Linked DNA regions of Homo sapiens: region 1 is linked to region 2. Evidence: read pairs that join two places in POLR2A ChIA-PET (ENCODE). Cell type or tissue: endothelial cell of umbilical vein. All regions are shown on one strand. Links, peaks and the distances in the headings refer to the core of each region. The heading gives the core; the rest is flanking DNA.

Region 1 (4,589 bases), core at 1-4,000, 250 kb after region 2:
GACCATCGGTATGCAGACATGTTGGGGTGGCTTTTTAACGTAGTATAGTGAACTGGATTTTATAAATACAGTCTGAAAAATGAATTAACCTTTTCTGAAGTCAAGCAGTGGCTTGGGTGAATATGGGTGAGGATTCTGACTCTTAGTATTTCTTCTACTATTTACTCTCCAGTGAAAGTCAGACAAGTTTTGGGCATCTTGTTCATGGACTAACCACGAGCATTACATCTGACTCACATCATTCTATATTTTATGTGTTCAGCCTAACTTGAGTCTTCTTATCATTCACTAGGTGATGAAGGTGGAGAATCAGAACTTCTTGGAGAGGATCTTCCACTTGAACCTTCTGTCACCAAAGCAGAAAGGAGTCACTTGATAGTGTGGCAAGTGATGTATGGCAATGAGTGAGCCCATGGGAAACAGGTGGAGATGGGGAAGCCGTCTCTTCTGCATGGTTTATTTTCCCTCTATCCTTTTATTTAATGCTCTTTTGTGAGATAAGTTTCACCACATAATGTGTGAGCATTTTTTCCTGTTAACTTTATATTACAAAATCCGTTCTACCATAACAATACAGAGGAACTAGCTGTGTTACTGCACCAGTGTTATAGGTAACTTCAGTATATTATGAACAAATCAAAGAATGTTTACTTCCTGCAAACTGGTGAATTATAGAAAGCAATCCAGATGTGGTTTACTCTGCCACAGTCTAATGTCATTCACTTCATTTGATGGGGTCACTTGTTAGCTGTCACTAATAATGGAATTAATGGGAAACACTTGATAAATGAAACTGTACCGTTAAATACAATAGCTGAGTTTTCCCCAGTGTATTGTAAAATTGACACACACTAATACAAGATGGATTATCAGGATGTATCTAAATGTCCCGAGAGGGTTAAAAGCTAACTGTAAATTACTTTAACTTTCACTTTCAAATCTGACAAATCTTGTTTATATGGTATATAAAACTTTGTTTTCATCAGATTTGGGGGGGTTTTATATTAAAGAAATTAAGACTACACTATTTAAATAAACGTTTCCTGTTTCTGACTTATTAGAGCTCTAAAGTTTATGAGGCCTACTTCTCTGAATATTCTGATGGGTTTTTTTTGAGACCAGTCTCATTTTCATACTGACATGTCTGAAAGATTTATTATTTATAAAGCTTAGGACATACTCTGGGAAGCTTAGAAGATACTTCAGCACTGGGAGGATTTTTTAAAGGAAATGTGTTTTGTATTTCTTGTACCAGAGAATGGTGATGTTGATTGAGTTTTTTCCATGTAAAAAATGTACTTGTTTGCCAAATGTTCCTAGATTGCTCTTAACCTGTTAATACAAGTAAAACTGTAGTGGGGATGGAGTCTGGCCTAAGTACAGAATGAGGGATTTAATTAGAAAAGTTATTTTCTTTTGTTCTGTATCAAACTGCAGAACAGCTATATACTTGGTATTTTGTACGTGAATAACGTTTTAGCTTTTGTGCCCTTTTGAGCTTGAAGGGTTATCCTCAAAGGGGAAAACTATGAAGGGGAAGAAGACAAACCTAAGATACCATAAAGTAAAGGTTGACATTACATATTTTCATTCACAATGCCCATTAAAAAAAAAAAATAGGTTGGGCATGGTGGCTCACGCCTGTAATCCCAACACTTTAGGAGGCTGAGGCAGATGGATTGCTTGAGCCCAGGAGTTCAAGACCAGCCTGGGCAACATGGCGAAACCCTGTCTCTACCAAAAAAAAAAAACAAAATAAATTAACCGGGTGTGGTGGCACATGCCTGTAGTCCCAGCTACTTGGGAGGCTGAGGTGGGAGGATGACCTGGGCCCAGGAGGTGGAGGTTGCAGTGAGCCTTGATAGCACCACTGCACTCCAGCCTGGGTGACGGAGCAAGACCCTGTCTCAAAACAGACAAACAAGCAAAAAATAGATTAAAGTCTGGATTTCACTGATTTTCTTGCTTAATAAGTTTTTTAAAACCACGATGCTGCAATTTTTTCCCTCTCAAGCTTCTTGAAAATGTGTGATTTACCCTTTTTTATCTATTACTCTAGGCAAAGCTAAATATGATTTTTTTTTTTTTTTTTGAGACGGAGTCTGGCTCTGTTGCCCAGGCTGGAATGCAGTGGTGCGATCTCAGCTCACTGCAACCTCCACCTCTCAGGTTCAAGTAGTTCTCCTGCCTCAGCCTCCCAAGTAGCTGGGATTACAGGTGTGTGCCACCCTGCCCAGCTAATTTTTGTATTTTTAGTAGAGACAGGGTTTCACCACATTGGCCAGGCTGGTCTCAAACTCCTGACCTCAGATGATCTACCCGCCTTGGCCTCCCGAAGTGCTTGAATTACAGGCGTGAGCCCCCGCGCCGGTCCGAAGCAAAGCTAAATGTAATTTTATGTACTGTTTTAACAGTATAAACCTATGGGATAAAGGCCCCCAATCATCAGAAGGACTACTGAAAAGAAAAGAAAGCAAACGTAGATGTCAAATTGTCTAAACATTCTTAAGTACCACTGATTTTTTTTTTCTGGACTATTATACAAAGATGTCTGTAAAAAGTATACCAGTGGCTTTTATGCATATACACGATTAGGCTAGATTGTGAAGTACATGGGATTTCATGAGCCAGAGGAGGCATTTGGATCCATTGGGCCACATGTGACTATAAGCACATTGTGTACACAATAAAATTGTAGCCACTCATGTATTAAAACTGTTTTGGTAAAAGCTGTATTAAAAGAATAATTTTTTGCTTGAGCTACTTAGTCACTTTTTTGCAGGGCACCAAAATGTAGGCTACTTTTCCATAGCTTGTTTGCTATGTTTTTATTTCATCTTAAATCTGAGCCATTTTTGGCAATATCTTTTAAAAAATCATTATTAAACATTTATTGGAAATGTTGTATAGATTCACAAGAAAGAGACACCAAAGTGTTTGGGAATTTTAATCCCAAGAAGTAAACATCCCAGAGTCAGATCCCATTTGCTGTTGTTCAGCCATGTTTGTATGACTGAATGTAATTTAGGAAATCAGGAGTTAGAGATGAAAAATACAAACATGTCAAATGGTTGTAATTGCTTTTTTTGAACTTACTGGCTTTAACTTAAGTAATATAGGTGTGTAGTTGTTTTATCTAAAGATGTCAGATTATCTGTGGCCCTGTTAATTAACTGCAGGGACCAGAGAGAGGACAAAAATGCCTGTATAATTTGCTTTAAAGGCTTGTCCTTATGTTTGTAATTTCAGTTAAATATTTTCTACAGATTGCTTCACTTCCCCTTTCCCCCAATAACAAGTTCATATTCTTGTAATGTTTACTTTGGTCAACGTGGTAATTTTTGGAAGAAAATGCCAAAATGTAAGCTTCTCACAAGCAGCAAAGGAATGTAACTGCCTGTAGCTACCACATCAAGGGAGAGAAGAGGCTTGCGTACTTTGGGTTGATCTCACTGTACAAAAAAAGTGTACCCCTATTGGAAGAAATAAGGAATACTTGAAGGTTTCTCCTTTTTTTACACTTGAGTCATGTGCAAGGTTGAACCATATGAAATTGCCAGTGTTCAACCATTGCTGATCTGCAAAAGCGACAATATCATATGCCTCAACCTAACACTTACTCTTAAATGCAGGTTAAAATCTCTGTGAGGCAAAGGGATAATATTCTCTAGGAACTCACTTTTGAGAGTATTTTTCTCTAACCCATGTGGATCTAAATTTTAAAAATAGGAATGAATCTCTTAATTGCAGCTTGTGGAGAGTATAAAACATTTTGAGCACAATATGCAGCACATAACTTTTCAGATTGTGTTTGCATAGAAAAGGTTAAAATCAATTCTTTCAGTTACTGTATTGTTCATTTCTTGTAAAGGTCTTCCTACATTTGAGACGAGACCCTTTAACATAGGCTGCCTTAGTAACAAAATAAAACAGATGTGTCATAATATTAACTGTCCTAAAGAACATGTGTCTTGCAAATGCCATGGAACTGAATATTTATTTCCTTGTGAGTATTATGACCGTTACCAAAGGACTCAACCAGATTTAGGGCTCTTCTTAATTGATCATGTTCAGAAAGGGACTCATTTGGTCCCACTTTGTAACATGGGAAGAGTAGAAGAGAAAATTAAATGTGGAAATCATAAATGCTTTTCTAACAGGGTTATGCTATTCTGTAACACTAAATGTCTGTCTTTTCTCTTAAAAGATTAAGTTTTATTAATTTTGTCATACATTTCTCTATTTGAATATATCTTAACCATTTTATGTTCCAAATTCGTTTTTTGTCCAAGACATTCTATCAGAATTTTACTTGCCTCTATAATCTGAAAAATGGGTTCTAGAATGTCCCACTTGCTGTCTCTTAGAGGCTGAGCTTCATTTCTATGAGCAAAGAGCTCATTTAGCAATGTAGTTATTTCAGTATTTATTTCTATTATGGAATCCCTGGGGTTCAGAATGTAACTTTGTACATGAGATATATATAAATATGTATATGAACATGTATGAGGTCTAGTGTGTTTTGTTTTGTTTTTACCGTTCCTGGGGATCTGAACTTGGTTTTTATTTGCAAGTCCAATAATCTTCCC
Region 2 (5,225 bases), core at 602-4,601:
TTCCAGTGAGCCAAGATCATGCCACTGCACTCCAGCCTAGGTGTCAGAGGGAGACTCAGTCTCAAAAACATAAAGAAACTCCTGTTTGTTTGCAAATATGATATAAGCCAAAGCTCATGCTATTTAGAGAAGTTATTTGATCTTTACATAAAGAAAACGTTCTTTAAATGGGATAAATTAATTTTATGTCCTTTCACACATTTTAACAATGATAACCTTCTTATAAATAAAAGATTTGAGAATTATAATACATCTAAATTTGTTTCATTTTAGCAGTCTCCATGGAAGGTTTCAGCTGGGGTAACTACATCAATAGCAATAGCTTTATAGCAGCTCCGGTTACCTGTTTTAAACATGTAAGTACAGAATTTCTCACCTTATTTTGAAGTACTTAGTCATTGTTTAAATCTGAAGGTACAATAACACCTAAGCATCTTATCCTTAGAAGGTGTTTGTTTTTATGTCTTGTAACTGAAATGCTTCTTTTATTATTATACTTAATAATAGTTAACAAGAACTTCTGTAAGTTTTGTAAGTACAAGTTTCCTATAGAGAAATTGCAGTTTGAAGTTATTTTAAACAGGGAGAAGTACTAGTCTTCTCTTATAAATACTAATTTTCTTTTATATTTATTTATTTTTTAAATTTTTTTGTAAAGACATGGTCTCGCTGTGTTGCCCAGGCTGGTGTCAAACTCCTGGCATCAAGCAGTCCTCCCACCTTTGCCTCCCAAAATGCTGGGATTACAGGTATGAGCCACCATACCCAGCCTCATCAGATGTTCATATTAAGTTGAACTGCTAGCTTTGTCCGGGCACAGTGGCTCAACTGTATTCCTAGCAACTTGGGAGAATGAGGCAGGAGGATCACTTGAGGTCAGGAGTTCAAGACCATCCTGGGCTACAGAGTGAGACTTCTTTTCTACAAAAAATGAAAGTAAATGAAATTGCTAGTATTGTATATCAAAAATATGCATATTGACAATGTCATACGATTTGACCTAACAAACCATTCATTGTGTATGTTACTTAAATCTGCAATTTGAACTGATAATTCAGAAGAGGAAGGATCTTTTTTCTAATTTTTTTGTCTCCAAATGTTAAGTCACAAAAACAAGGAACTATTAGTAACATAGTATTGTGAGCTAAAATATGTGCTATATATATATATCATGAGAAACCCTTTAAAAGGTTTTCTTTTCAGCAAGTGGATTGTTACAGAGCATTTAAAATAATTTAGAATTATGTTTAAAATTTATCTGATGACAAGTTCTTTCCTTTTGATTATTTTATTCCTTTAGATTTGATTAATTCTGTCCAATACTTGTTTAACCTGACTACAACTTTAATTAATACTTAAAGATCTTTTCTGCTGCTATACATGTTTAAGAAGAAAAGAGAATTTAGAAAATACATGAACTTTTGTTTGCATTTAACATTTTGTTAACTTAGGGCTCTAGGCCGGGCACGGTGGCTCACGCCTGTAATCCCAGCACTTTGGGAGGCCGAAGCAGGCATATCACCTGAGGTCGGGAGTTCAAGACCAGCCTGGCCAACATGGTGAAACCCCGTTTCTACTAAAAATACAAAAATTAGCCAGGGGTGATGGTGGGCACCTGTAGTCCCAGCTACTCGAGAGGCTGAGGCATGAGAATCACTTGAACCCAGGAGGCAGAGGTTGCAGTGAGCTGAGATTACGCCACTGCACTCCAGCCTGGGCAATAGAGCGACACTCAGTCTCAAAAAAAAAAAAAAAAAAAAAATTAGGGCTTTATTTTTAGATAACAGCATATGAACAAAGCTGAGCTTAGGTTCCTGTTGTAGAAATCTAAGTGAATTTTCACTGATTCATGGCCATTAAAGGAGTTTGATCAAAGTCAAGCAGGTTAATTTGCTAATTCTCATTCTTGAAAATACAATATGAAGCCCTTAGTCAGTGACATCTTGCCTTAAATGGAATCTTATTTCTGTGTAAAGTAGGTGATTTATTTTGCTGTAATGTTGATAATAGTGTCACATTTGTGAGAAATATTCCATACACAGCAATAGCAGCTTTAAAGAGAGATCTTTAAAAAGAAAATCTTTAACTCTCTTCTCTTGGGATATTGCTTTCTTGACGCTCAGAATTAGATTAAGTTCTCAGTTACAGTAACTCTTTCATCTCAGATTCCTGGAACATTTGTCTTTTGTCTCCTTCGGAATGGCCTTTCTCTCTCTTTGTATCTCCTTTTATATTATAAACCATATCAGACTGTTTTCTGTAAGTAGTCAGGGTATTAAAAAAAATGGCATTTCAACCCCAGAAGCATAACATTTTGTTTTCTGTCCAAATCTTTGAATTGTTATACTATATTAAAGTTATTTATGAGAAAATCTCTATGGTAATAATGAACTTGATTGACTTTGTTCAATTCTGCCTTTTTTGAGATTGAAATGTTCTATCAGGGAATCAAGCAGCTAACCTTACCACATGATTAATGATAAGAATGTGGAGCCTCTGCTTTCTCACTCAGAAGTGAGGCATCTGTTTCTCAATTATGTGGACCCAGTGCCTTCCTGTTCCATTTACCTCTCTTTACTGCCTTCTTATCAAACAGGAAAAATCTGTCTTAGTAATTCCTTGGTATGTTTTTGTACAAAGAGCTTGCTCTCTTAACTGGCATATTCATTTGAAGCCATTTTGTTAAGGGGGCCACACTTCATTGCTGCACTTGATTTTGTCCTTTAGAGTTGACTCTTCCTGGTTGTCCCCTCCGAAACAGTTTTCTGGGTCTCTAAGGAGAGTTACTAGCTTTGTCTTTAGAAAACCTATAGTCAGGAGCTACTAGGAGTACAAGATCCTGCCTTGTATCATCAAAGTCTTCTAAGACTTGATACTTGCTCTGAAACTGGTTCATTAGTCAGGAAGGCCTCTTTGTTCCAGACTCTACACCTGCCTTCTCTTCTACTTGAGTACAAGTCGGGAGCCTTTCCTGCTCCTAGGGGATTCTTTTTCAAACATAATTTATGAAAGAACACCCAGCATGTAACATGTAACACGGAAGCGGAGCTGTTGTGATTGAGTCAGGAATTGGGATGGGGACGCTGTCAGAGCCCTGGCTTCTTTAACTTAACCCAACCTCTTCTTCTAGAATAAGGATCCCAGATAAATACTTTCTGTTTTCCAGCACTTAGATATTACTGTGATTAGTTCTAAAATCATAGAATTTCAAGAATATAATTCTTCTTTCCATGGTCTGTCTGTAAGCTTCTGAGAAAGAACTTTCTACAGAGTAGATCATAGGACTATATCTTTTTTGATAATTCCTGTAACTATTTATAGTGGCTTATACTCAGTCACTCAATTACAACAGTATTGGACAATTTTTTTTTTATAATCGGCAGTGGAAATCAAGCCCCAATTGACATTTAATATTTCTACTTAGGCTGGGCACAATGGTTTATACCTGTAATCCCAACACTTTGGGAGGCCAAGGTAGGAAGATGGCTTGAGGCCAGGAGTTTGAGGCCAGCCTGGTCAACATAGCAAGACCTTGTCTCTACAAAAGTGTATGTGTATGTGTATATATATATGATGTGCATATATACATATGTGTGTATGTATATATATATGTGTGTGTTTATACATATATATACACACATACACACACACATATATACTACTAAAAAATCTGTGTATTATGATTGGCCGATATGTCTTTTATTGTATCTAGGGGTTAGTTTTTCAGACCTTTTATTTAAGCATCATAATTGCCCTTTTTTTTTTTCTTTTCTTTACTTGCCATACATTGGCAAGAATTCCCCTTTTCTCTAACAAAAATCTTAGACCTCAGAACACAGGATAAGAGGAAACTGCGTTGATTGTTCTGGCAGAGATGGGGTGTTGCTGCCAGAGCCTTGGCTCCTGACATTTGAACACCCCATCGTTGGCAGTTCCTGAGGCTGGAAACCACTAAAATTGGGTAATATCACTTTTAATTAATCCTAAATCACAAAGCTAGAAGGCATCTTTAAAATCATCTGGTTCAGCTAGTCCATCTCTTATAAATGAAGAATACTTGCTACTTTGTTGAGTAGCTGGACTATAATTTTCAGCTTTGGGCTTTAACCCATTTTTCATAATGCAAGTCTTTTTTTTTTTTTAATGTGCTTTTTAATTAAGCCCCTAAGAGCAGTATCCATATCTATCCTAATGGTGGAAAAATCTCCAAAATAGTAATACAGTATTATATGCCAGTTAGGTGCAATGTATAGATCAAAGAAATTCACAGATTATTTTCTATTAGTAATTTAACTTTAACCCAGCAGAGCCTTCAGTTGATGTCTGTATATTCAGAACATTTGGCTTTAAAGCACTCTAGCCAAGAGCAGTGGCTCATGCCTGTAATCCCAGCATTTTGGGAGGCCAAGGTAGGAGGATCAGTTGAGCCCAGGAGTTTGAGACTAGCATGAGCAACATAGTGAGACCTCATTTCTACAAAAAAATTAGCTGGGCATGGTGGCACATGCCTGTAGTCCCAGCTACTCAGGAGGCTGAAGGGGAAGAATTGCTTGAGCCCAGGAGGTCAGGGCTGCAGTTAGCCCTGATCGTACCACTGCACTCCAGCCTAGGTGACAGAATGAGACACTGTCTCAAAAAATAAATAAAAATATATGCTCTTCAGGCCAGGCACGGTGACTCACGCCTGTAATCCCAGCACTTTGGGAGGCCGAGGCAGGCGGATCACAAGGTCAGCAGTTCAAGACCAGCCTGATCAACATGGTGAAACCCCGTCTCTACTAAAAATAGAAAAAAAATTAGCTAGACTTGGGAGGCTGAGGCAGGAGAATTGCTTGAAACCGGAAGGTGGAGGTTGCAGTGAGCTGAGATTGCGCCACTGCACTCTAGCCTAAGCAATAAGAGCAAAATTCCATCTCAAAAATAAATAGATAAATAAATTAAGCACTCTTCATTATTTTTTAATTACTTAAAGACTAAATTGAAGCACTTCTATTTCCCATTATTTGCCATGTGAAATCAAGTAAAACTTTTTTTTTCCTGGGTATTGTAGCACGGGCTAAAATGTATAAATGTACATAAAGTCATTTTCTTTCAGTTTTATATTTACAGACTTCAGATTTCTTCTGTTTGGTACCTAAACTAATAATCCCATGTCTTATTGATGCTGTCTTTACTAAGATCAGAAATGTTGAAATCATCCCATTTTCTCCCTCAAATACAGTTGT

What was found. Peaks named below come from ENCODE experiments on the same cell type or tissue, not always from the same donor. Only the 100,000 strongest peaks of a DNase experiment are listed, where the experiment ranks them.
Region 1: POLR2A ChIA-PET joins it to region 2 with 6 read pairs; 3 of 35 experiments call an interaction of 5 or more read pairs at or near these places.

The regions. Positions count from the first base shown.
Region 1 is chr17:50,962,091-50,966,679 of GRCh38, reverse strand. It overlaps SPAG9 (sperm associated antigen 9), which reads left to right. Exons shown (of 30, transcript NM_001130528.3): 30 at 293-4,506. The coding sequence ends at 408. Among named protein-coding and RNA genes, the nearest start is that of TOB1-AS1, 98 kb to the right of the region's middle. In endothelial cell of umbilical vein, for the core only: no CTCF peak of the experiment used is centred there; no DNase peak of the experiment used is centred there.
Region 2 is chr17:51,212,465-51,217,689 of GRCh38, reverse strand. MBTD1 (mbt domain containing 1) reads left to right here. Exons shown (of 17, transcript NM_017643.3): 6 at 274-356. Among named protein-coding and RNA genes, the nearest start is that of MBTD1, 45 kb to the left of the region's middle. In endothelial cell of umbilical vein, for the core only: no CTCF peak of the experiment used is centred there; a DNase peak (open chromatin) is centred at 2,569; H3K27ac peaks cover 521 bases.